Regions from separate parts of the Mus musculus genome. Here regions 2 and 3 are each linked to region 1. The links are chromatin loops, found by intact Hi-C in ENCODE. Cell type or tissue: left cerebral cortex. All regions are shown on one strand. Region 1 holds the start of 4930431P22Rik (RIKEN cDNA 4930431P22 gene). Region 2 overlaps 1700105F02Rik (a long non-coding RNA gene). Region 3 overlaps Gm30246 (a long non-coding RNA gene).

Evidence for each region. A loop is a pair of places that touch in the nucleus more often than their neighbours do. Peaks named below come from ENCODE experiments on the same cell type or tissue, not always from the same donor. Only the 100,000 strongest peaks of a DNase experiment are listed, where the experiment ranks them.
Region 2: it touches region 1 in a loop (2.4-fold over the local background); 3 of 42 quality-filtered maps call a loop at or near these places.
Region 3: a loop joins it to region 1, with 6 times the contacts of the local background. A loop is called at or near these places in 4 of 42 quality-filtered maps.

What each region holds. Positions count from the first base shown.
Region 1 is chr14:76,755,736-76,763,735 of GRCm38, forward strand. It overlaps 4930431P22Rik (RIKEN cDNA 4930431P22 gene), which reads left to right and starts at 4,396. Exons shown (of 2, transcript NR_153763.1): 1 at 4,396-4,640; 2 at 6,013-6,480. In left cerebral cortex, no CTCF peak of the experiment used is centred here; DNase peaks (open chromatin) are centred at 402, 1,601, 1,939, 2,171 and 6 more places; H3K27ac peaks cover 6,687 bases.
Region 2 is chr14:76,654,685-76,662,684 of GRCm38, forward strand. The region is part of intron 2 of 1700105F02Rik (a long non-coding RNA gene); the gene reads right to left. Among named protein-coding and RNA genes, the nearest start is that of 1700108F19Rik, 19 kb to the right of the region's middle. In left cerebral cortex, a CTCF peak has its summit at 3,664; DNase peaks (open chromatin) are centred at 782, 931, 2,901, 3,679 and 1 more place; H3K27ac peaks cover 1,300 bases.
Region 3 is chr14:76,815,281-76,823,280 of GRCm38, forward strand. All of the region lies in intron 1 of Gm30246 (a long non-coding RNA gene), which reads left to right. Among named protein-coding and RNA genes, the nearest start is that of Gm30365, 18 kb to the right of the region's middle. In left cerebral cortex, a CTCF peak has its summit at 1,582; DNase peaks (open chromatin) are centred at 3,413, 3,584, 4,590, 5,162 and 1 more place; H3K27ac peaks cover 3,739 bases.

The DNA.
Region 1 (8,000 bases):
ATCTCCGGCTTTCCCCATTGGCTGGCTCACAGTTTACCTCGTCTCCTTAGCAGAATGACTGTGCCACAGGATCTGACAGTTGCAACATCTAATTTGCCTCAAAAGCTCTTCCTTCCTTCTGGGGAGTTCCACTCTTCCTCCCTTAGTTTGGTGTCCGATCTTACCACAACTTTAATTACTAGTCTTCTCTGGTAGACTAGGGAGATGGTCTCTCGCACCATGACTCCATCCATTAAGTGATGAACAATCCAGCTCTTCACAGCCAACTCCCCAAACAAGCATCAAACCTCAAAGCATGAGTAAAACATGGCGTGTCTCCCCTGTTTTGCTCCGTACACAATATTGTTCCTTCACCTGAAGCCCCAGAAAACTCTCTGATGCCTTCTTCTGACTCACAAGGCATTTACTTAGTCACCTAAAGACAGATCATACTTGTGGAAGAGGCATCATCAGGGTTGCTGAGCAACAGAATATGTTTTATTAGGAACACGTTTGTGCGGGGATAGTACCCTTCTTTGTTCTCAAAGGATCTGTTGATTGACTTACTAGCTAAATTACAACACAAGATTTTCTATTTATGCTTGTTGGAAGATTGGGAAGGAAAGAGAAGGGAAGAAAAAGAAAGGAAAGGGAGGGGAGGAGGGATGGCGGGGAGGGGAGGGAAGGGGAGGGGAGGGGAAGGGAGGAAGGGAAGCGACTCAAGACTTGCTGGCAGAGCATAGACAAGGCACTTATATGCATCCAGGGGACCCTGTTTCTTCTGTCACAGATCTCCTAATTAGGAAACCAAGGCTCAGCTTGGCTCTGCAAAGGTTTCATGATGCTCTCAATCAGGACACAGGAGATGCTCCAAGAAAGAGGAGAGGAGAAGGCCCTGTCATGTAAAATGCTCACTGCACAAGCAAGAGGACTGACTTTCACTCCCAGTAGCCATGTAAAAAGCAGGCATAGCAGCACACACCTGTAATGACGGCACTGGGGAGGCAGAGACAGGTGGATCCCTGGTCCTATTGGTCATCCAACCTCAGTGAACTGGTGAGTTCCAGGGTCAGTGTCAGACCATCTCAAACCCTGAGATGGAGAGGCAACTTAGAAAGATACCTGAAGTTGACCTCTGTTCTCCACATACAGGCACATGTACTTCTACATGTGAACACAGATAGACATGCAATGAAGAATATAGACTCGATCTGTTGGCCAAGGACTTGACACCTCCTAGGGGCTAATCAACTCAGGAAGATGTGTATCTGAATTATCACCTAGTGACTCAAGGCATTGCAGATTCCAAGGTCACTTAGTTAAAGCATCTAGACTAGTATTTATGCTCATAGAATTCTGAAGACAAATAGCAAAGCTACCTACGTAAGGGGGAAAGGGATAGCTATTGACGTTTATTAAATGGTCGTTATGTGGTAGTCACCATTTGAAAGCACTTTGCACACAAAAATAACTTTGATTGCTTTAACTATCCATAAAGATGAGAAGCCAAGACGGATTCAGAAATAATGCTATCTAAAATTAGTAGGGAGTGCATTTGAATCTTGGCATCTAACACACCCAATCTGCTATACTATCTAGGTTCTCTGTCCCACGTGAGCGTGACCACCAGGGAATTATGGCCCCCAAGAATACCCTTTGCAAAAGGAGAAAGCTTAGCTAACATAATGAAAAATTTCTAGGTTTTAAGTTGGTGTCAATAAAAAAAAAGTTTTTTGTTTTATTTTGTTGTTTTTCAAAGAATTCACTAATTGCATGTGGGCAGAGGTCACTGGAGGATGGCTTTCTTTTAGACTGAAGTCCTTAAGTCATTGTTTAACGTGTGACTTGGTTTATGTGGGCTAAACCTGGACACGGGAAGTGAAAATGTAAATAGGAACCCACTTCGGTTCCACTTTGGGAAATGCCATTTAAGGAAACTTTATGACATCGCGTTTTTGTCCAAAGCCTAGGGGTAATGAGTGATAGCATCTAGACAGGCAAACTCAGGCCAGAGTACCACAATTATAAAGGTTCTCAGACAGCTATGCTGTGATATGTGGTCAGTAGGCCTCTTGTGAGCTGTGATGCTCAGCCTCTCAGTCCTCAGAGGACCAAGTAGTGTCCTGGCCCAAAGAAGCACCTTCCTTTGGATAAACTCATGTGGCCTATTTTTATGTAATGTGGGTGGCTGTTACTTAACATTTCTTCTTCCTTTTCTTCAACAATAGTGGCTTTAACTACTTTTAGTGTGTGTGTGTGTGTGTGTGTGTGTGTGTGTGTGTGTGTGTGTGTTACAAATGTGGTAGTCTGAAGATACGTTGTTCGAGTCACTTTAATCTCTCCACCATATGGGACCTAGAGATCAAACTCAGGCCGTCTGGTTGGGTGGCATGTCTTTACACAAATCCCTTGATAGAAAGGCTATTTTTCCTTGTTGATCACCTTGTTTTCCCATCTTATTCATGGATCTTTTCATTTAAGACACATTGCTTAATATCCATTCCAGTTATCTTCCCAATCCTATCGATTTGATGCTATTTTGGTTTCAATTCATGTGCTCTATGGTTTGTTATTTGTGTGGAAAGGTCCTTAGGAAAGGGACATGAAACCCACCAGGGTGACCAACTTACCTGCCTGCCTAGGAAATGTCTAGTTATGGCATCTAAAGTCCTGTTTCCCTGTAACCCTGTGGGGCCTGGTCAAACTAGGATGGTTGTTGCAAAAGGTCTTGTATAGGCAGGATTAATCTTTTTGCACAAAATGAAAAACTCTTCCTCATAAGGCTGGGTTATATAGAGAATAATGGAACAGGAGAGACCTTTGACTTCATGTGGGTAAGTAGATATGAAAGCAAACAATCCCACTCACACCACTAGAGAACCAGGAAAGCTGCTCATGTAATTCAGTCTAAAGCCAAAGGATTGGGGTGGCTTCTGGTACATTTGCTGGAAGCAGAGAATCTAGGGAGCTCCTGGTGCGTGTACTGGAGGCTGAGGATCTGGGCTGCTTGTGGTGTGTGCTGAAGTCCAAAGGCCAGAGAGGTATGCTGTCCAGAAGAAAATGGGTCTCCAAGTTCCAGAAGGGTGGAATTTGAACTGTTGCCCTAGGAAAATCACTGTCAAAGCACTGTTAGGCTGTAAGAAGTTAGGGCAGGGTGGGTGAAACTAAGCAGATGCCCTTGCACAACAAGTACCTGGCTCTGCCTGTCTCTGGGTCTCCATCCTCAAAGTGAAAGGTTGAGACTACATGAGTTTCTCAGGAATTCTAGAATCCCAGATCTTTCTAGGGATTAGATAGGGAGAGAAATAGTTATGGAAACCAATGTTGGAAGTCTTTGGCATACAAAGCTATGGAATTAATTGGTCAGAGGTCACCACACAATCTAGGCTTGTGATTCAGATGGACCAAAAACTAAAGCACTGATAGGCAGAAACTATCCTCAAAGTTTTTGCCAAAGAAGTCCCACTTCTCACACCAGAAGCAAACTCACCATAAGGCAAGACGCTGATATGTAGAAAGAGCTCAGAGACAGGGAAGAGCATCGTAGTGTTGGTTGGATCCTCATACAGTACAGACGCAGAAGCACAGTTTCGATTGCTCCTGTCTGGTGGATCAGTTCTGAGTTTGCAAGAAGGTAAGGTCATAGACCTGAGTGTCTAGGGCTGACCAATTAGTGTCGTATGATCTCTCAGGGGTATATCAACTGGTGTCAGCTTGTTGGCCTTGTTTAGGCAACCACATCCAACACAACTTCTCAGTGGGGTCTTGTCACAGAGCAGCCATGTCAGACACGGGAGACCTGGGTTGGGACGATTAGCATTCTGGTCTCACCAGGTTGGAGTGTAGCCTGCAGAGTTGCTGCTGTGGTTTTCCTGCTCTAGAGAGGCATCACTATGCACCATCAGGGAGCTGTCACTATAGATTAGGGGGAGTCTGTTCAGTTTGCTGATTCTCTTAGGGCTGAATCCTCATCATGTTTTTCCGCCCAGACTTCAGACCCCAAGCTTTGGTAGTCTGGGTGGCTGAGATGGGAACTGTCACAGAGTCTATGGAATCTACTGCACACTGTGAGATGAATCTGGATGTTATTATACTATGTTTTTTATTGCTGTTTAGTTTTTCCCACATGCATGTTATTATTCCAAAAACAAACCTGTTAAATAATATATTCTCACATATTTGGTTATGGCAAGAACTTTCTTATTACTGACCATTGTTTCTGACTAAGCCAGGTTAGAAGAAGACCGACTTTTGAAGAACATTCTAGGCCAATCTCTGCTCTGTTTAGTACTGTAATGGAGGGACCCAACTCTGAACTCATTTTGACATGCTACCTTGGGCATTCTCTGGTTACTAGGGACCATATAGAATATCCCAGAAGCTCCGTCATTCTGATCCTAGCAACACAGAATAGGTGGCCATAGTCCTTGGATCACTCTGACTTGACATGTCATTTCAAAGCTTGAGAGAGCTGATGGCAGGAACAGATCCTTCATACCACGCTGCCACATGTCCCATGAGTCTCCAAGGGTCTTGTGGGCTCTACTTCTGAGTGTCCCAGCAAGACTACGATCAAAAGATCATCCACTATTTTCTCTCATAGTCCTTCTTTCAAGCAGAACTCATCACTGGAGGTTCTGTTGACATAAGACAGAGAGAAGGTTCGAAGACGATAATAGTTATTACTGACAGTGTAGTCCATGCACTCATGGCAGCGGGGGGGGGGGGGGCACTCATTATATTTGGGAGGCTTTGAATCCCCTCTGCCCTTGGAGCCTGGCCTTAGATTGACCCTGAATGAAGAGCAAGGCTCTCCAAGGGCCACTGTCAGCACTCCCCAGGATGACTACTACACATGGGAGGAGTCAGGGTGTGGGGGTCCTGTTCTGACTCTGTCATCCTGGGCCCCAGCCATGGCGGTTTCATAACAGAAGAAAGCTAAGCTGCGAGCACGTTGCTAGGCTGTGGCTATTTATTTTTATAAATGAGCCCAGGCTTAATTTAGAAAGCAGCTTTTGCTTTTGCTTTCTACATCCCAGCATCGGCTGTCTGTCTGGCAGGCAGGCACTGTCAAAGAATCTCATTTCTGACCCAACAAGAGCTCGTGGGTGGATAGGGGCAGCAAAGGGGTTGGCGGAAGGCCGATGCCAGCCAGGCTGCATTACAGGGAGGCAGAGACACGTGGCTGTGCCACTAGTGTCCTATTCTGCTTCCGTGTGAGCTTCATTTGTGACACCTACGTAGTCCTCGCTTGGAATAGCAGGGTGAAAAGCAGCCCTGACGCTCACGTCTCCTTTGATGAGCTACACACCAGCATACAGCAGAACAGAAGGCCTTGGGAAAGACGGTCCAGTCAGGTGCCAGAACGGGTGACACCAACGATCTCTGTTCTTTGGAGGCAGCTATTTTAATAGAGCCTAATTACAGTGGCTATTTGGATGTGCAAGTATTTTGATTTAGCTGATAAATGCCATTTTTTAAAAAAGCAAACGAATAAAGTGGACATTTTACACTCCACTTGTGAAGCTTGATCTCCACTAATTGTCAACCTCCATGTTCAGGAGTCAAGGGTATATATAGTTCAGGGACAGGGGAGGGAATGGGTGGTAGAACTCCAAAATCAGAGACTATCAAGAGCCAGGTAATGGTTAAAACAATGTAAGCACAAGGGGTAACGTGCCTGTCAGATGGGAGCATATCCAGCCCACAGGAAAACAGGAGCCTATAAAGTAAAAGAAACAGAGCCAATCAGATCTGCTTGCGAGGGAAGAGATGGAGGAAACGGTGAGAAAATGGTTACACAAGAGGCAGTGAGTATATGTTTTGGCTTCGCCTGTTCTGAGTTTGCTGCATCAAAACACCTTGTCATAAAAGCTTTATAAAATTAACCAAGAAAATAGTCCATTTAGGAGTTAGAACTTGTTTTGGTTCTTTGAGCATGTCTGACTCAGAAATGTCTACACATTTCACTCTAGGGCTTCTTGGAGCCTCAGTTTCCCCATTTTTAAAAAAAATGACCTTCCTGTTTTCCAGCCTTTTGTTCTCCTTTCAAGTGACATGACAGGGGATGAGCCAGCAGCTTGGAAACCGCCCCGGGCCACCTGGAGAAAGACGCTTGCGTGAATGACGGACATTCGAAGAGATGAGTCTTCTATGACTCAAGGATCGCAAAATTGAGGCAGAGTGGCCATGACTGCCTTGTGATTCACACAGTGTTGCCGTTGGCTGGAGGGGTGGTGTGTCCTCTGACTTTGCTCTAGCAAGCGTGGAGCCTAAGTATCTTTACGCAAGTTCTGTGGATCAAGGAGCTTGAGGGGATTAGGTTTGAAGAGCTGAGGATAACTGGTGTTTCAGACTGATCGGGAGTTTTACCCTACAAGGAACAGTGGTGGCCTGGTATTGGACAATTATTGGTTTCCTTTGCCAGATTATGCTGTGGTTTGTCAAACTTGATGCCACAATGCCCTGGAGGCAGTTTCAGTGTGATTAAAGGTGGAGCTCAGAGAATATTCTCTTCAGCCAATTTCTGCACGTCTGTTCTAGGCTGTTCAAAGGAAGAGCCTTCGTCTTGCAAAATGAAGGCCCGCTGACTTGGGTAAATCCTTCAGGATTCAAGCAAGATGGCAGAGAGCTGGGGCCTGGGCCTTCAGGGGACACCCTGGCTCCCACTGGGCAGGGCCCATCTTCTCAGTCCTGGAATGCTGTCAAAGACCCAGCTCCACTTGGGACATCCACTCATCCCTATTTTTATGAACGAAGGTGCTACCTACCCCGGTACATTTAGTCTTTGTTCCTGGCCCTGTTCCCTTTTTTTTATTGTTGCTGTGTCTTCGCCTTTTGAAGTTCTTCTAGATTCTTTCCTCGGGCATCCTGTTTGGATCCCTCGCCCCCGTGTTGACAGATAAGAGCCAAGAACAGCCCTGTTCCCGCAGGAGGCTAGCATTTGGCTCAGAAGATAGAGAGGGAAGTGGCTTCTCTCCCTGACTGCTCTTTAGGTTGATGTGGGGATTTATCCTGAGAGAAGTGTGGCATCTCCCCCAAGCCCCCACCAGCAATGGGCCTATATACCAATGCGCTTTGCCTTTATTTTATCTAACTAGGTGATGAGAGATTTTCTTTCTGTTTCTGTATAGACGGGCTAGGCAACCCCATGGGCCTCCCCTGGGCCTGCAGTGCACACTACAATGGCTATTGTTACCACTGTGACAACCTTGAGTAGATCAGGCAGTCGTTGAAGCCTCGGGCACTGTCTTTATCTTTCCGTCCTCCCTCCTCATGAGAGCACGCCTGGTTTGGCTGGAGACGGATGGCTAACCACTTGCGTCTCTGAAGACATCAGTGACACATACTAACCACATGGCGGATACCCTTCTCATTCTTTACTAATATTTTAGGGAAGATGTATTGCTACAGTCACTGCTGTGTATAGCAAGTCCAGAAACTGTTGCTTGCCCGAGACTAGCGGGGCCAGCACACATTCAGAAGTGGGAAAGCCTGCTCTGTGGGCAAATGGATTTCTTGTGTGCTTCAGAGTGATCTGGTCCCGCCACCCCCCCCCCCCACTCCTTCTGACCCGCCTATTGTAAACAAAGGTCTAGTGTCTCTTAGACTAGAGGATGTTCTGTGGACAGAGTGACAGACAGGGTGACCCAACGTCTCCCAAATAACAAGAACCAGTGAGGGAGAGAAAGCAGAGCTTTGAAAAGTGACGAGAAAGATTCCTGTCTTAGGATCTGAAACTAATGCCTGAGTCCATGGGTGGCCAGGAGAAGGCTCTGGAAGGAACATCCCTTAGGGGTGCAAGTGCTTCTGGGTATACAAACTCAGTGTTAGAGGGAAAGAACATTTCTGGAAGGTTCGTTAACTATTTCAGCATCATCTTCAACTTGACACCAGACACTTCAAAAATTCCTGAATTCTGCTGCATAGCTTGCAATTGTCCCTTTTCCTCTTCATTCTGGCTTAAGCTCGAGCAGCCAATGGGCAGGGTAGGAAGCTGGCAAGGATTTACACCAGAGCGG
Region 2 (8,000 bases), 100 kb before region 1:
GCAGCATAGAGAGCCAGTCATGTAGTCTGTGACCAACCACAGCTAGCTTCTGTCACTTAGCTCCGTGTCACTTTAATAGCAGCCACAGAACAGGCAGCAACCTGGTGTCCCTGAACTTCAAAAGGACCGTGAGGTCACAGGAGAGAAAAAGAGAGGGAGAAAACTAATGGAGCATTTGGGAGTGGGGCGTGGGGAGGGGTCTTTGAAAGGCAAAACCAGAAAGATTAATGTTTCATTTGAAGACAGGCTCTTTCTGGGATTGTGGCTTACCCCCTATATATGGCTATTTCCCTCATTCAAAGGGTTTTCTTTTGTTTCTATCAATGGGCAGTTGATAGGGAATCTGATGGCTATAGTTCATGTGCTTCTTGTACATTTCTTGGCCCCTGGGGTTGGTCCTGGGTGTTGCCTGTCTCTTTACAAGTCTGCTCTCTGATAGTAGACATAACACTCTTCTCTAGCTCAGTAGAGTTTTAAGCAACAGAGCCATGCCTGGAACTGTATTCTCTAAGCACTGCCTGCAGGTTCAACCACATGGAAGCCTGTGTTTATTCTCCTGTATTACTGGGCAGCTCCTGGGGTCTGGAAAGGTCTGGTCGCTTTCTTCATGTGTTTTGGTGGAAAGGGCTCAGTGCATGCTTTAGCTAGTGTGAGTAGCCTGGGCCCTTGCCATGCGGCAATCTCAGGGTTTCATAAAACTTGAGCTGATGTCGTGAAGACTGGTAGATGTTTAGGGTGTGAGCTTATAATTACCCCTCCTTTCCTGGATGAAAATTTGATTTGAGATTAATTTCGGAATGGCGTGGTTATTTTGCGTCATTTTAGGCTGCAATGCTAAAATAGAAACTGGATAGGGAATGGTTGACTCACACTGTGATAAACTCCTTGTCACTTAATGCTACGTGACTTTGAGAATAAGATCAATCAATAATTTTGTACAGTACAAGTGCCAGAGAAGTTTCTCCGACTTGTTCTCTCTACTAATGTGTGTCATGATTACACTTTTACAAGATAGGGTATTTTAGGAGTTGGTTGTGCATGACTTGGCTTTCTCAGTCTCTCTCTCCCTCCTCCTTGTACTTATATTACCAAGCAACTCCAAATGGATTTAAGATGTAGCTTGGGGTTGTTTTTCAATGATAGTATAATGTGCTGATGACAACAGGTGACCAGGGATATTCATCTGAGATGGCAGGTGAATGTGAAGAAACTTTGGTGATCACAGACTTTAGTCTGGTGAACACAAGCTTCCACTGAAAGAGGAAGGCCAACTTCTAATCTGAATGGCTATAAGCCAGAGTCTGATCCAGGGGGTGACCACTCACTAATGGTTGGGAGGTCCCAACCATTGCCTATCTTTGGGTGGTAGAAAGAGGTATTACAGTCTAGGGACACTGGTTGGAGCTGAGGATTCAGCTACTTACTAGCTGTGGATTGTCAGGAAACTGATTCCATGTCTTGGATCCTGGTGTGTGTGTGTGTGTGTGTGTGTGTGTGTGTGTGTGTGTGTGTGTGTGTTTCGGAAGATGCTTGCCTAGTATGCAGGAAGCCCTGGGTTCAATCATTAGCACTGCAGAAACTGGGTGTGGCAGTGCATGTCTGTAATCCCACTTGGGAGGTGAAGGCAGGAGTATTGGGAGTTCCAAGTCATCACTGGCTACACAGCGAGTTAGAGGCTAGCCTGGCACACATAGACCCTGGCTCAAAAAAGAAAGAAAGGGAAGAAGACAGCAAGGAAGGAATAGAGGGAGGGAAGGAAAGTGGGAGGAAGGCAGGGAGAGAGAGCAAGAGAGAGACACACAGGGAAAGGAGAGGAGAGGGGAGGGGAGGGGAGGAGAGGAGAGAGAGAGAGAGAGAGAGAGAGAGAGAAAACAAATATGGCAGAATTTACATTATGGAGGTTATTGTGCAGATTAAATGTGCATAAAACACTCAGGCTTGAGAATTTCTGACTGAAAGTTTGTCTCTGCCCTTTGAGAAGACTATGTGTGATGTGACCTGAGGAGGCCTGGCCAGCAGTTTACCTGAAATCTTGCTGCTGCTTCTTCTCTTCCTTCCTTCCCTCCTTCCCTCCTTCCCTCCTTCCCTCCTTCCCTCCTTCCTTCCTTCCTTCCTTCCTTCCTTCCTTCCTTCCTTCCTTCCTTTCCTTTGTTTATTTATGCAATGCCAACAAATGAGCATGTGTGTCGAACCAGGCAGCTTTTGATGAATCAGATTCGGTCCTGCTTTTGCCACTCTGGTGCCAATACATATCACAGTTGCAATCTAGGGTGGGCAAGCACTGCCCTGGGAAGCACACAGTCCTCAGGTAGCATTTGGGATGGAGTAGAAAAAGAAGAGACAAGGCTGACAGAGAAAGCCTGGTAAAGGTGATGTGTTCAGACCGTGGTCTAAGAGGTGGGGGCGGGGGACGCATCACCTGTAGGCATTTTGGCTGGGCTGAAGTGTTGAGAGAGGTGGGATAATTGTGACTTTGAGATATGGTAAGATAACAATCTGCTTGTGCTGGGAGTTTTCTCTTGCCTCCCCAGTGAGGTTCCAAGCCTCAGATGTTGATCCCATAGCCTCTTTGTTCACCAAAAATACACCTCTGTGGCATTCCTCACATTTAGAACTGGAGACTGTGATATCTTCATCCACAGAAACATGATGGATTGTAGCTCAACGTAGTCAGAATGATGCTCTATCTATCTATGCTCTATAACTGCACTCCATTTAACATGTCAAATGTAGAAAAGGGGAACCGGAGCCTTTCTACTGACAATGCAGAGCACCGTGTTGGCAGATCTAGCTGTTTGACTCTGACCCGAGCTTTACGCTGGCTCTGAGTGTGTTTAAATTTGAATTTGAGTGTTTTGCTGGGCGAGGCTGTCTACACTGTGTTTCCATGACACCATCACTCCCTGCTGTTTAATATCTGGCTCCCATCCTCACACTGATTTTACCTACTTGGCCCAGGGAGCTGCTGGCCTTGGGCGGCTTTTTCTAGGCAGCAGAGGTTAGAGATGCAGCCATTGTTTCGAGCTGATTCATCATCAGCCTGATGCTAATTCACAAAGTCAGGCATGGTAATTTGGAGGGGCTTCTCAATTTCCACTAACCAAAGGCTTTTAAGTCCCTCTTCTTCAACCCCCCTCCTCTTCTTTTATCTTGCCCTCTTAACACTTTACTTGGATAACACAATCAAATCAAATTCTATATATAAAAAGCATATGGGATGCGGGAGCCCTCAAAGCACAGGGTTGAGTTAGCCATATAGAGACAGTGTAGCAGGAGGAGATGAGATGGGAGACAGACAAGTAAGGAGGGTCAGTTCTGTTGGGTGGGTTGGAGAACCAGAGAAGAGTGTTTAGGCTGTGCTGGGGATCAAGATGAGACCAGCAGGAATTAGACAAAGGCAGGTGCATTATGGGTGGAGAAAAGGGAAAGCCAAGGCTTAGACACTCGGCCTGCTGCATGTAGACACTCGGCCTGCTGCATGTAGACCCTCACAGGTCTCACAACAGAGCTGCGGTAGGTAGGTAAGCAAGAGAGGGGCTTGAACTATAGATGCTGATGCTGTGGCGCTGCCTTCCCTCCCTACCCCTTCTGCTGGCCTGCAGGGTGGTACTTGAAACTTCCTGGCAGCACGCCAAGTTGAGTCAGGCACCACGTGCTGCCCTAGAGGAAGCATGCAGCATCTTTCAAAGGTTTTTTTGTTTTTTTTTTTTTTTTTTTTTTTTAAAGAAAAGAGTCCCAGGAGAGGAGAGGGGCTGAGTCAGTCCTGGCAGGAAAGTGGAGGACACACACAGACCAAGCCCAAAATAGCTCCTGGGGGCTGAGCAGAAGGAAATTAGATAACTGGTCTGGTCTGCGTGGGCAATGCTTTTGGAAGGCCAGTAAGACGGTGAGAACAGGGCAGTGGTCCCTTCTAGAGGTCAGGAGTGAAGGCTGGCAGGGGATATCTCTGAGCACGTGATTTTTAAAACCTCAGAATACAGAGCATTCTTCAGTGGATGCTAGCCCATAGGTGGATGGCAAGCTTACTAGCCTCGCTACCTGAAATACTCTTCTACATCTTTGGAGGTCACAGACTAGGGGCGGCTTTCTGGTCGGTCTTCCTGAGTGAGGGAAAAAAATCCTGTCATTCTCCTTGTGTCACCTCCCCCTGTCTCTTGGACTGTGGTGTCCTGTTAAGAAAACACGTCAAACTTTATATGCCCCAGAACAGGGGAACGCCAGGGCCAAAAAGGGGGAGTGGGCGGGTAGGGGAGTGGGGGTGGGTGGGTATGGGGGACTTTTGGTATAGCATTGGAAATGTAAATGCGCTAAATACCTAATAAAAAATGGAAAGAAAAAAAAAAAAAGAAAACACGTCAGAAAAGCGTTTCTGTGGTCGTGGTCCCAGACCTTCTGTCTGTCTGGTTTGGGTCCTTACGTGGCAGGCCACCTGTGTAAGAATCCCCAGGGCTGGATACCATGCCAACGTGTCCAGTTGCTCTCTTTCATCACTGTGTTGTTTTTGTGGGAGCCTGATTCAGGAAAATGATGATCCCAGTCATTTACACAACCCCGAGCAGCTTGGCGTTCCCCAGGGCTGCTGCAAGGCAGTCAGGTCTACACTCCTTAAAGCCACAGGAAACAGCCAGTCCACGTTGCGCATGCACTGCAGCAGCTTCTTATAGGTCAAGGAGATTTAGATTTTGAATAAACAGGAGAGGGGGTGTTTCTCAAGCTTCTCAGAAGCGCTCGGACCTCAGGCCTGTCATCTGCTACTAAATTTGGCTTTTTTTCATCTTCCTTGCGCAGGATTCCTTGGCAGCCGTGGCACAGATTCCGGGATAGCTTTAGATAAACAACTTGGTTGCCGAGGACTGTTACCTGTTGTGGTTCCAAAAATCACCAAGGGTTGTAGAGATGACTCAGGACAAATTCAATTAAGGTGTGAAGGACAGAGAAAGTCAGTGGCGTGGCTGAGCCTTCTCGTTCGCCGCTGGTACATTTGTAATTTTCACTGGAAAAACTGCAGAAGGCGAGAGTGTTGTTGTCCTCTGAGCTTTTGCCTGGTGCAGAAATTTACATCTGTGTACTGTAAACTCTATGGACAGCTTCAGTATCCCTTGTGGAAGCCACACAGGATTCCCAGCACCCCCTCCTAGGCAGGTAGAGTGAATCTTTCCAAAGCCCCGGCGCCCTCCTGTATCCAGCGTGAGCTGCGTTCAGCATGGCATTCGTTAAGAAGCTTGCTTTCCTCTCTAGTGCCTGGGCCCCATTACAGACGTGTCTCACCCACTTTTATGTTGGAAAGAAGCTGTGCCCAGCACATAGCAGATATGTATTCAGTGCTAAGCAACATTTCTGTGGGATGATGTTTGGGGCAGGTAAACGACAACAGAGAAGGTACAAGCCTCATAGAAAGACAGACATCGGGTTAGGGTAGGAACGGATCACCCGTTTAAGAATTCACCCAGGCAGGGTTTATGTGACTTTGGGCAAAGCATCAATTTGACCTTTTGTTCCACTGACATGATAACACTGCTTTCTTTCTTGATTTGGGTAGGAGTCAAGGAATACATTAGTTATGAGTACTTTTTCCACTTAGGATGTTTCTGCCCAGAGGCACCATTACTGTAAAGGAGCCACTGTACCCAGGAGCTGGGCAAACCGCTTCCTGTGTGGGTTCTCACATTCTTTCTGGTTGACTTTGAGCAAGGTGACTATTTAGCCTGTTGGGAATGCTCACCTCAAAGGAAACTGTCAGCCCTATTTCTCAGAGCCATTCTGAGGCTCGAAGAGGTAGCACACTTGGATATGGTTTCAAGTTTATTCATGTCTATGAACTTGTGTCCTGATTCTAGTAGACAAGGAGAGAATGGACCTCTTTAGGTACCTTAATGCCTATGTATGCTCTGTGTTGTCCCATTTCATGCTCAGGCCACCAAATCTTGAATATATATATGCATGTTGGAGTGTGGGGTTGACACTAGAGTTGTGTCTTCCACGCTTGCTAAGCAGTAAGTCTGGTGTGTGTGTGTGTGTGTGTGTGTGTGTGTGTGTGTGTGTGTGTGTGTGATTTTCTGCAGTTTCTGTGAGGACGGGATGGAGACATTAAGAAGAACCTCTGCTGAAATCCCACCTTTGGGGGGCAAACAGACATTCTTCTGGTGTATCTGGACCTAGGTTGGGCACAGGGAATTCGTGTCATTCTTAAATTCATGGTAAGGTTTCATAGATAGTCAGTTCAAAGTTAAGTTCTGAGCCATGTACTGAGAGCAATGCTTGTTAAAGGACGGGTAAGAGTTAAGACCTGAAAATCTGAAACTACTGGAGAATTACTAGGAAGTACGCAATTAAGATCTAGGCATAAAGCAGGACTTTCTGAATAGGACCCCCATTGCTATGGAATCAAGGAGTAGCCCAAAGAGAGTGGAATTAAAAGGCCTTTGTACAGCAAAGGGTGTGGACAGTCAAGTAAAGAGGCAGCCCACAGACTGGGGGAGAAGCCTTTGCTCAGTTATCAATCTGATACATGGTTAGTAACCAGAATACACACTAAACTAAACACCAAGAAAACAGAATGCTCAGTCCAAAGTGGGCTACAAAATTTGACTGGAGTTCTCAACAGAAGAACTACAAATGCTTAAAAGGTGTTCAATATCCTCAGCCACCAGGAAAATAAAATGTCAAACCAGTTTGAGATTCTCACTCATCAGAAGGACTACTCTGTTTCTGTTTCTCTCTTCAAGATGCTATGGGCTATGAACTCCCAGGGGAGGAAAGAGAGAACGGCTGTAGGGTGTCTGGTGGAAGCTGAGAGTCAGGGGTAATCTTTTTTTTTTTTTGGGGGGGGGGGTTGTTGTTGGTTTTCTTGAGACAGGGTTTCTCTGTGTAGTCCTGTCTGTCCTGGAACTCACTCTGTAGACCAGGCTGGCCTTGAACTCAGAAATCCGCCTGCCTCTGCCTCCCAAGGGCTGGGATTAAAGGTGTGCGCCACCACCGCCTGGCAGAGGCAGGGGTAATCTTAAGCCTGTAATGCTGGTAGAAATTGGGGGTCCACTTATTACAGTAACCCTTTGTGTGCCTCCTCCTTGCTATACAATGACCTCAAGGGGCCTGATTTTTTTTTTTGGCCACAGTGACAACATCAACAGAAACCAGCCCCGAGGAAATCCTACCCTTGTAGGGTGGTGGTGCATCAGAGGTTCGGTTGGATGCTGATTAACAAAACTTAGACATATTTGTGTAGAACTCCCAGGGAGCCAGAATCCCAGGGAATCAGGGCTCTTGGCTTCAGTGATTGTCAAATTCCTCCACTCAAAGCTCTGCATGGGAGATATCAGCTGCTTGGGCCTTGAGACCCCCTGAGTTCTCAGCATGGCCCTGTAGTCAGGGGGCCCCTGTAGACACTGAAAATTGGAGGTTAAAACCATTGCTTGGAGTTGATTGATGAAAATATATAAATGTGACATTTCTTGGACTTCAAAAGTTTACCCTTTCATTGTTAACAGAATTTATTTAGAAATACAATTTCCAACAGGGGAAGGGGTGGGCTCTGAGGACATTACACTTTCTAGTATCCACCCTATGACTCTAGGGACTTGAAGAGTTGGCACTGCGTGGGACACAAGAGGAAAATTAAAGCCAATTTTTAGAAGTGAGGGTGGTCGGGTGTGAAGGGGGACTGTGATCCCCCTGAGCCAGGCACGGGAAATGTATCTCTTGTGTCTTCCCACTGATAATCCCCCCAAGATCACATAGCTCGTGAGAGGAATGGAAGAGTGAGCTAGTGTTCTTGCATGTAGCCATTCCCTTTTGCCTCACAACCTATGGGCTAGGAGTGGTGCCAGGTGGCAGATGAAGAGTCCTTTGTGCTTATTAATAGGCAAAGTGCTTTTATTTTTATTATATGCATTTTTTTTGTAGAGATAGTCTCATGTGTCCCAAGCAGGTCTCAAACTTACTATAAAGCTAAGGGTTCTCTTGACCTTCTGGTCCTCTGGTCCCCACTTCCCAAGTGCTAG
Region 3 (8,000 bases), 60 kb after region 1:
CTACAACAAACAAACAAAACCCAGGCATGGTTAGAAGTGTAACAAATACAATTCAGAATTCAAAACTGCTGGCAAGTAGCATAGAGCAGTTGAGCACACTGGCTTAGCAGGAAGCTGTTAAGGTTAAAGTTAGTTACCCGAATTGAGTCCCAGTTTAGCTCAGATCTATTAGCTAATTGCTACGAAGCATTTGATACTCTGAACACTTAAAAACGAGCCACTCTGGTATGTTTAGTTTTTCTCCTGTAATCTGTAAAGTGGGCACAATAATAATAAGTAGACTTAGGGATATTTGGAAGAGTGCACAAGAAGCACCTGGAAAACCCTAAAAGCATGGTATTTTCCAAAGGTAGGAAATGCCTGTTGCGTTTTAAAACTCCACAAAAGAGCATGATCTATTTCTTAGGTCATAGCGTTGGGAAAGACTTTATATCGCAATAGATATTGTTGCCGTGTTTAGAGATAGAATACTTTTATAGCTGTCCCTGGCCAGGAGGCTGGTGTGGAAGCAGGCAGACGTGGTTGGGCATCCTGGATTCACTTGCCAAGAGAACACGCAGCTGTGCAATTGATATCAACCCCAACCATAGAGCTGTTCCGGACAGAACAGGACAGTTCTGAGTCAGGGAGAGTGGGGAGCAACAGAGCCACCAGGATCGTTTTAGGGAAACTGAACACTGCACCGTCTGTAAGGAGAGACCTTCGCGTTTGCTGCCAGCCACAATTAGTTTGTTGCTCATGGCTTAATAATCTCTTCAGATATAATGGGTGGAAGCGAGAGACCGAGTTCCACCCTGCTGTGCTGAGGTATCAGCCTCACCTCTCCGGAGGGCACGCTAAAGCCTACTGCGTGTCTTCAGCGTGTACTTCCTGAGCTTGGAATTCCTTCCTTTCCTAAACCTTTCAGTTCCCTTATCCACAAACCAGGGGTGGTAACCGTATGAAACCTATAGGGTTGTTGTGGTCGGCACATGCCGAAGGTGCTCCAGAATGCTCAACTATTATGCTCCTTCTGAATTCACCTCTTCAATAGACTAGCCTTTTTTTTTCTTGTAAAAAAGAATTACCAGTGAAATGTGCATTTCATATTGACAAAATATATAATAATACACTTCATACCTCACAGGGACTTGACCCATTATGCTGGGCTTTCCTACAGATAACTGTTTGGCTCTCTATCACTGCACAAAATGGTGCAAGGTCTGCTTCTCCATGGCTAGCAGTCTTCTCCTCGGCTAGAAATGTTGCTTTTACCTTGGCTTTGACACGTAGTTCTGGGTTCATTTTAAATGTATTAGCCACCTTCGTGCAAAGAATACTGATTTCTTTGGGCTCTGGGTGAGGTGCCTCCGTAATGAATCTTAAAGCCTGCCGAGTCACAGAGAGCAACACTGAAGGAGAAGCGGGAGGTTCAGAGACTCCCAGTTTGTGGGACTCAGGAGTCTGGAGCTGAAAGGTAGAGAAAGGGAAGGCTTCCCAAAGGGAAGTCATGAAAGCTGAAAACTAATGGCTTCTGAGAGGCAGAACTGTCAGCAACACTACACTGGAGAATGGTACCTTAGGCTTGTGGGACAACACTGTCCCCAGAGGCCTGGAGCTGAGGTACAGCCCCACCTACCCGTGTGTAGCAGCAAGATGAGTTGGAAAGGATGGAAGCTGCTAGATCAAACATAGGCTTGGAGGCCATATTAAAGGGTAAGGGGCAGTTACCAAAGGGTTTTAAGTCAGGCAGTGAAGTGAACTGATGTGATGTTAGATGGATCATTCCAACTACTTTGGATGGATCTTGGTAGTAGGTGGTGGCCGCTGGGCATTCAACTGTTGTCGTCTAATGATTCTGGCCCTTCTATGAGAGGTATATAGATTTGAGAGATGTGTAAATCCCTGCCTTGGAGTCTCCTGCATCATGATACATAGAAGGGCTACTCTCCAGTGGCTCCTCCTGCTGTCAGCATTCAGAGCACAGTTGGGAGAAAGAAGGGCATGGCCGCTTGAAGTAGAGCTTAAGAGCTACCTCTCGCTCTAATTATCCCTGTTGCCTGGGATACTGAAGGGCTCTTCAGTCTCCTTTGACCTTAATTAAACTCATTGCACAGCCCAACCCAGTCCCTGTTATCAAGACATAAGCAAACTAAGACAGCTATAAAGAGTAATTTGCTCAACTTTATGACTCTCTCATTGGCACCAAGGGCATTGTCCCCATGGCCTAAGCCACCAGACACAATTGCTCAGGACTGCCGGTTAGCTGACCTGCTGGGACCAGCTCTGACTCATCTATTTACTGTAGAGCAAAGGTAACTTGGGATGCAAGAGCCGACTGCTGCCTCCCAGGAGGCCCTCAGTACTGGAAATGAAGACACCGAGCTTCAACTGGAAGTGTTTCCATTGGCACAAGCTCAGGTTGCATAAAGTGTGCCCATAAGAGGTCATGCCCCAAGGATGTGAAGGAGTGCAGGCATGCATGTAAGGAGCTGGAGTCCTCAGGACTTGCTGTTGAAGGTCATTCCACTGAGCAGCCTCCAGGCAGCTGTAATCACTTGCAGGTGCTGTGATACTCAGTTTGGGGTGTTTCAATCCAGTAGCATCCTTTCTCAGAAGAAGATTAATATAATAGAATACCAGCAAGAATAACATCAGCATCATTCATTAGTGGGGCTTTAGATTTTGAAAGCAGAGTGTCTTCCAGATGGTGTAGAGTATCGCTGGACATGAGACAAATGTACTTTTTAGAGTATGCCTATAGTTACCTGGGGAGTTTTAAAATGTCAGCGCCTAGACTCACTCTTCAAGACTCTAAATTAAATGATTCCTGAATGGGGCCTGAGAATGAGTCTTTTAAGACTCCTTGGATAACTCTGGTATGCAGTTTAGGTGGATAACCGTAGCTTCTGTCCCTACATTAGCCTACAAGGTGAGGGCTTTGCTCAAGTGAAGAAAATGGGGCCACGGAGAACAAAGAACCCACATTCAAGCAGAAGCAAGGACCTCAGCCTTCAGCCTGCCCAGCCACCAGTCCCAGCTCCAAGCCACTTCACATTCTGCATAGTGTGTTCTCCAGTGAAATGTAAACAGGAAGAGCTCACAGAAAGGGCAGTGGCACTCCATGGGGACCCGGGAGCTGTGAGAAGTTGCATCACCACCGCTAAGAGCGTTGTAGTGTGGAGGTGACCTGCACAGGAGAGTTCCGAAAGGTAATAGCCCAAGAGTTGGAATACGGTGTTGAGGGTTACCGTAGCTCCTGACTCAGCCTAACCCCAGGAGTGGCACAGAGCAGATGTTTGCTCAGCAGGGCACGGGGGAAGGCAGCTTCATGCATACTCTGTCACCCTCTGCACTGTCACGCTGCTGCAGGGAGAGGGACTTCTGTCTTCAGTGTTTCTCATCTGCTGTGCTGTGTCTGCTCAGAGCTGGCACAGTTTCCCAGGCTACCTCTAAACCATACGTCTGAAAGAACTCAAGATCACACAAGTGCACACACCATGGAGTGGGAGTGAGTGCCCTGAGTCCTGGTTCACCAACTGTGCACATCCTTAGACACAACTGCCTGAAAGAAATGTTATTGAATGGGATTCCTTCCTCTCTGCTGCAACCCACCAGCTCCTAGCCTGAAGCACGGGCACAGATCCAGGGTATGACTGCCTCTAAAGCTTCCCCCTTCAAAGAAAAAGATGCCCCTCCCAAGGTGTTTCTGTACTAGCTATGAAGAGGTTCATCTTTGAGGTCTAATGAGGGGGCGTGGGAATGTTCTAGAAACTAGGATAGGAGGTGCCTGATCCTCTCTGTGTTCCAGATGGAAACTCTACTATTTTAAACTCCTCAACAAAAACCTAGACTGGACATATCCATTCATTATATACTCCACCCTTGTTAAAAGTTTATAACATCGTGGGGACTGGATAGGGGTCTCAATGCTAAAGAGCACCGGCTGTTCTTGCAGAAGACTTGGGTTTGGCTCCCAGCGCTCACGTGATGCTTCATAGCCATCTGTAACTCCAGTTTTAGGGGCTTCAGCATCCTCTGCTGACCTCAGTGGGCACCGGGCGTGCACACTGTGTACACACATGCATGCAAATCACCAATACACATCAAATTAAGTGACCTTTAAAGTTTACAGTACCGGAGACTCTTCATGTTTTCTTCTCCTGGAAGTACACAAGTTAGAGTAGGGAAGTAGCCTAAAGGGTAAGCATACTGAAAGAGAAAATGTATGTGGTAGGGGCCCAGGCAGGGGTCTGAGGCCACCAGGACGGGACCAGGAGGGTAGCTGTCCTAGAGGAGTCATTTCTAACTTGAGACTTACCAAATACCTTATAGGAGTTTCAGGAGTGGAGAGTGGGGAAGGTTTTTTTCTTTTCTTTTCTTTTTTCTTTTTTCTTTTTTTAAGCAACTGGGCAGCTTCAGCCAAGGAGCAGCGAACAGTCTGTCTGTCCCTTGTGTCCATAAAGGGGTGTTCCCTGACAAAAGGTCACCCTGGCTGAGCTCCAGTACCTCTTCAGAGACTTGGACTTCCTTCTGGACATTCAGGACAAAGGGCTTAATCTGCGTGAGCTGAGTTCCTAACGCGGATATTTTCGCCCCAGCAGAAACATCCAATTCCAGAGGCCTGCCAAGTTTTCCCAAGAAGGCATGAGCCAGAAAGAGGCAGCTGCAGGGTGGGAGGCAAGTGGTGTCAGCACCAAAAAATAAGAGGAGTCAGATGAGGCCAACAGAGCACAAAGCGCTTGCTAAAGGTATCCTTTCCCCCTGGGTAAGCATTCCGTGGAGCACTAACTGTCGTGACAGGGCAAACAAACAGGCTCTGGAGCCAGCGGCTGCGTTTCCACCCTTGTACCAACACATAGCATCTTGGGCTGCTGACTGCAGATCTCTGAGCCTCATCTCTCTCTCTCTCTCTCTCTCTCTCTCTCTCTCTCTCTCTCTCTCTCTCTGTGTGTGTGTGTGTGTGTGTGTGTGTGTGTGCGTGCGTGCATAAAGGCACTAGAATCACACCTGAATAGTTGCCAGTAATGATTAGGTGAGGTGCTCTGAGCAGAATAACTCAAGGCTTACTCCAGAAGAGACTTGAACAAAAGCTTCCAGCCCTCCTTGAAAACAGGCATCTCACTGAAAGGCCCTAATGTCAAAACTTGTCATCCACATAGGCCAGTGAGGAAATGAGGCCCTCCATCCCCCTTCTCAGAAACGTCTGTGATGAGCCTCAGCGCAGACTCAGGGAGCCACAGGGCGAGCCAGTGTAAACCCACTCAGGACTGACTGCTCCATCTTCTTCCTGCTACACTCCAGCCACTTGCCCAGAAAATCAGTTCTCTATCGTGACACCAGTTGGGGAACCACGATGACAGTCTCCCTTCTTTCGCAGTTTCTGTGAAGGTAGAGACCCAGGGAATAAATGAACAGGTGAATGAATGGATGGGTGAATAAGTAAATAATAGCATGACCCACTGCAAGCTTCCTAATTTGGGAGTTCTCCCCTTCTCCCTCATCTTTCCGTATGTTCCCGGAACTGTGAAAATCCAGCTTCTAGTCACCTAACAAGCAACATTTCTTCTCTCCTTAATTCCATCACCACTCCAAGTCAATTTTTGTGAAGCCTTTGAGATAGGCTTTGCCAAGGAACATGAGAACTGGTAGGTAGAATTGTTAAGTTGCTCCGTTAGACCCTCACGGAGATCACAGAGGGAAGCCATCTCCACCTAGGACACGGAAGGGGCCTACGTCATCCCACTAGAGCTCTGCTCTGTTGGACAGCAGGAGACATCAAAAGGTCCAGGGTCTTGTCAGGAGTTCTCCTCCCTTTGTTCCGGTGGATTTGTGGGGTGGAGGTGGAGTCTCAGGATATTAGCTCCCGATCTGCTCATGTTTCCGTCACTCCCTGAATCCTGTCCCCGATGAAGGCTGATCCTTCATTATCTGGTCTCCTTCCCCACAGCTGCACCCCTAAGTGTGGTCACACTGGGGACCAGACCTTTTAATGTAAGGTCATCTAAACCGCCAAAGATCCTTTCCTCCATCTAAAACATCCCAGCACATCCCTCCCAAAGCCCTTCAGTCAGAAATGTATGGGCACATCTCTCTTTAGCTTATACTGCATGTGGCTGGAGAGGCTAGAGTTGAGTTCAGCTTCATGAGCAGAGGTGACAGGTGCAGGGCTCCCAGCTCTATCTCTGTCCCCTCCTTCCCTGGCAGAGCCCGGGTCCTTAACATAAAATTCAATGCCGTGCCCTTGCCCATGCCATCCCTCACCTATGCAGTCCCCTTACACATTTCTGGAAAAACACTCTAAGAAGTGTTTCTCTTTCTGCCCAAGCTGAGCACGTGTGCCGTACATGCTCAGCTATCACTGTATACCCGTGTACTGTACAAGACCAGCCACGCTCACCATCACAGCTCTTCTCTTTGTTGGCTGAGAGAAACAGCTCCGGTTGTGGTGTTATCTTACATTCTTAGTAAAGATCCTTCTTTGATGGCGTGGGGTGGAGCAAGTGTCCCAGTTAAATGCTTTACAGTGGTTCTCAAAAAAAAAAAAAAAATCCTCCAGAGTCAATCTAATTTTATTATCTTCTGTCACTTTTAAGTGGGGTTTTAAAGCACTTAACTGGGTTTAAGAAAAAAACATTTAAACACCCATGGTCTGCCATGTAATAGTGTTAGGAAAGAACCCAACAGCAGAGGTCACAGACAAATCCTTCTGCCCCATTCTGCAGCTGCCATTTTCGGCCTATGCTGCTCTTACCAGGGCAACTATGGCAATGCTGGACTTACAATTTACCCTCCAGCCTTTTCCCTGTGGCCTGTGTTGCTCCAATAGCTCAGCCATCAGGTCATGTGCCGGCTCAAAGTCCTCTATTAACTCTTCACTTGTGATAAGAGGCATTCCACACTCCCACCAGATAGTCGATGCGCCATAATGAGCCTCCTCTTTGGTGTCCAGACGGAATTATGTCGTGTCTCATCGTCGGCTTTTGATAGCTCTGAGAAGGTTTTTTCTTTGTGCTCAGAGTTATGGCTCCCTCTGCACCCACCCTCTCAAGACCCATTCTCTTACCCCTCCCTCGATGTCTGCCCCAGTGTAGCCCACATTCTCGTTGCCAATACATGCACCTGCCTGTTCATGTTCCTAAGCAATCACTTTGTGTTTTATTTTCCTATATCCACAAGGGACAGAGATGGATACAACTCCTGGAGAGGCAGGACCCCATCACACCATTTTCTCATACAATTTGCTAGTGGTTTTCAGCTGACCTGCTCAGGCAACATTTTTGCTCCTTTTTCTTCAGAAGCCCGAGAAGGACTTGCTACCCCTGAGATAATTTCCTTTGCAATAATCCATGCCCATTTTAAAATAGTTTAATCTCTTACACTGCCTGTGCATCTATCCTCCAGACACCGTTTGTTGAGTAGGCAAGGAGGGAGGGTCCATTGAGATTGAATATAAATCTATTGTGTCTCTAGTGGCCATATTTGGACATATTTACATGTACCTACAAAGCCACTCTAGAAATGTTTGGGTCCTTACTTGCAAATGAGGGGAACTGAAACTCAGTGAGGGTTAACTTTTTTTTTTCTGAGATGCCAGTCTGATGCCAGACATGGTGCCAAAGAGGAAAAAATGTTTCAGGATGGTACTTGTTAGGATGGTCTTCACAGATGCAGTGGCGACAGGCCAGACCTTGGCTGGGTGGGCAGGAGGGAAGCGCACTTTGTGTGAGCAGCATCCCAACGACTTCAGATGCAAGGTGACAATGTGAGCATTTACACGTCCAGAGACAGAGACCTGTCCTCATTTCCCTTTCCAATGAAGTACTAAAGTCAATTACCTAGATGGGAGCAGGCAAACACTGAAACGAGCCAGACGGGTCAAAGTTCAGCGGTAAGTGAACTATGGAGGCTGGTTAAAGGCCAGAATTAATGCTGAGCAAAAGGCAGAGTCTTTATGTTTGAACTGCAGGCCAAAAGAGACTCCTAAACCAAGTAGCTGAAACCGGGCGAACACACATTCC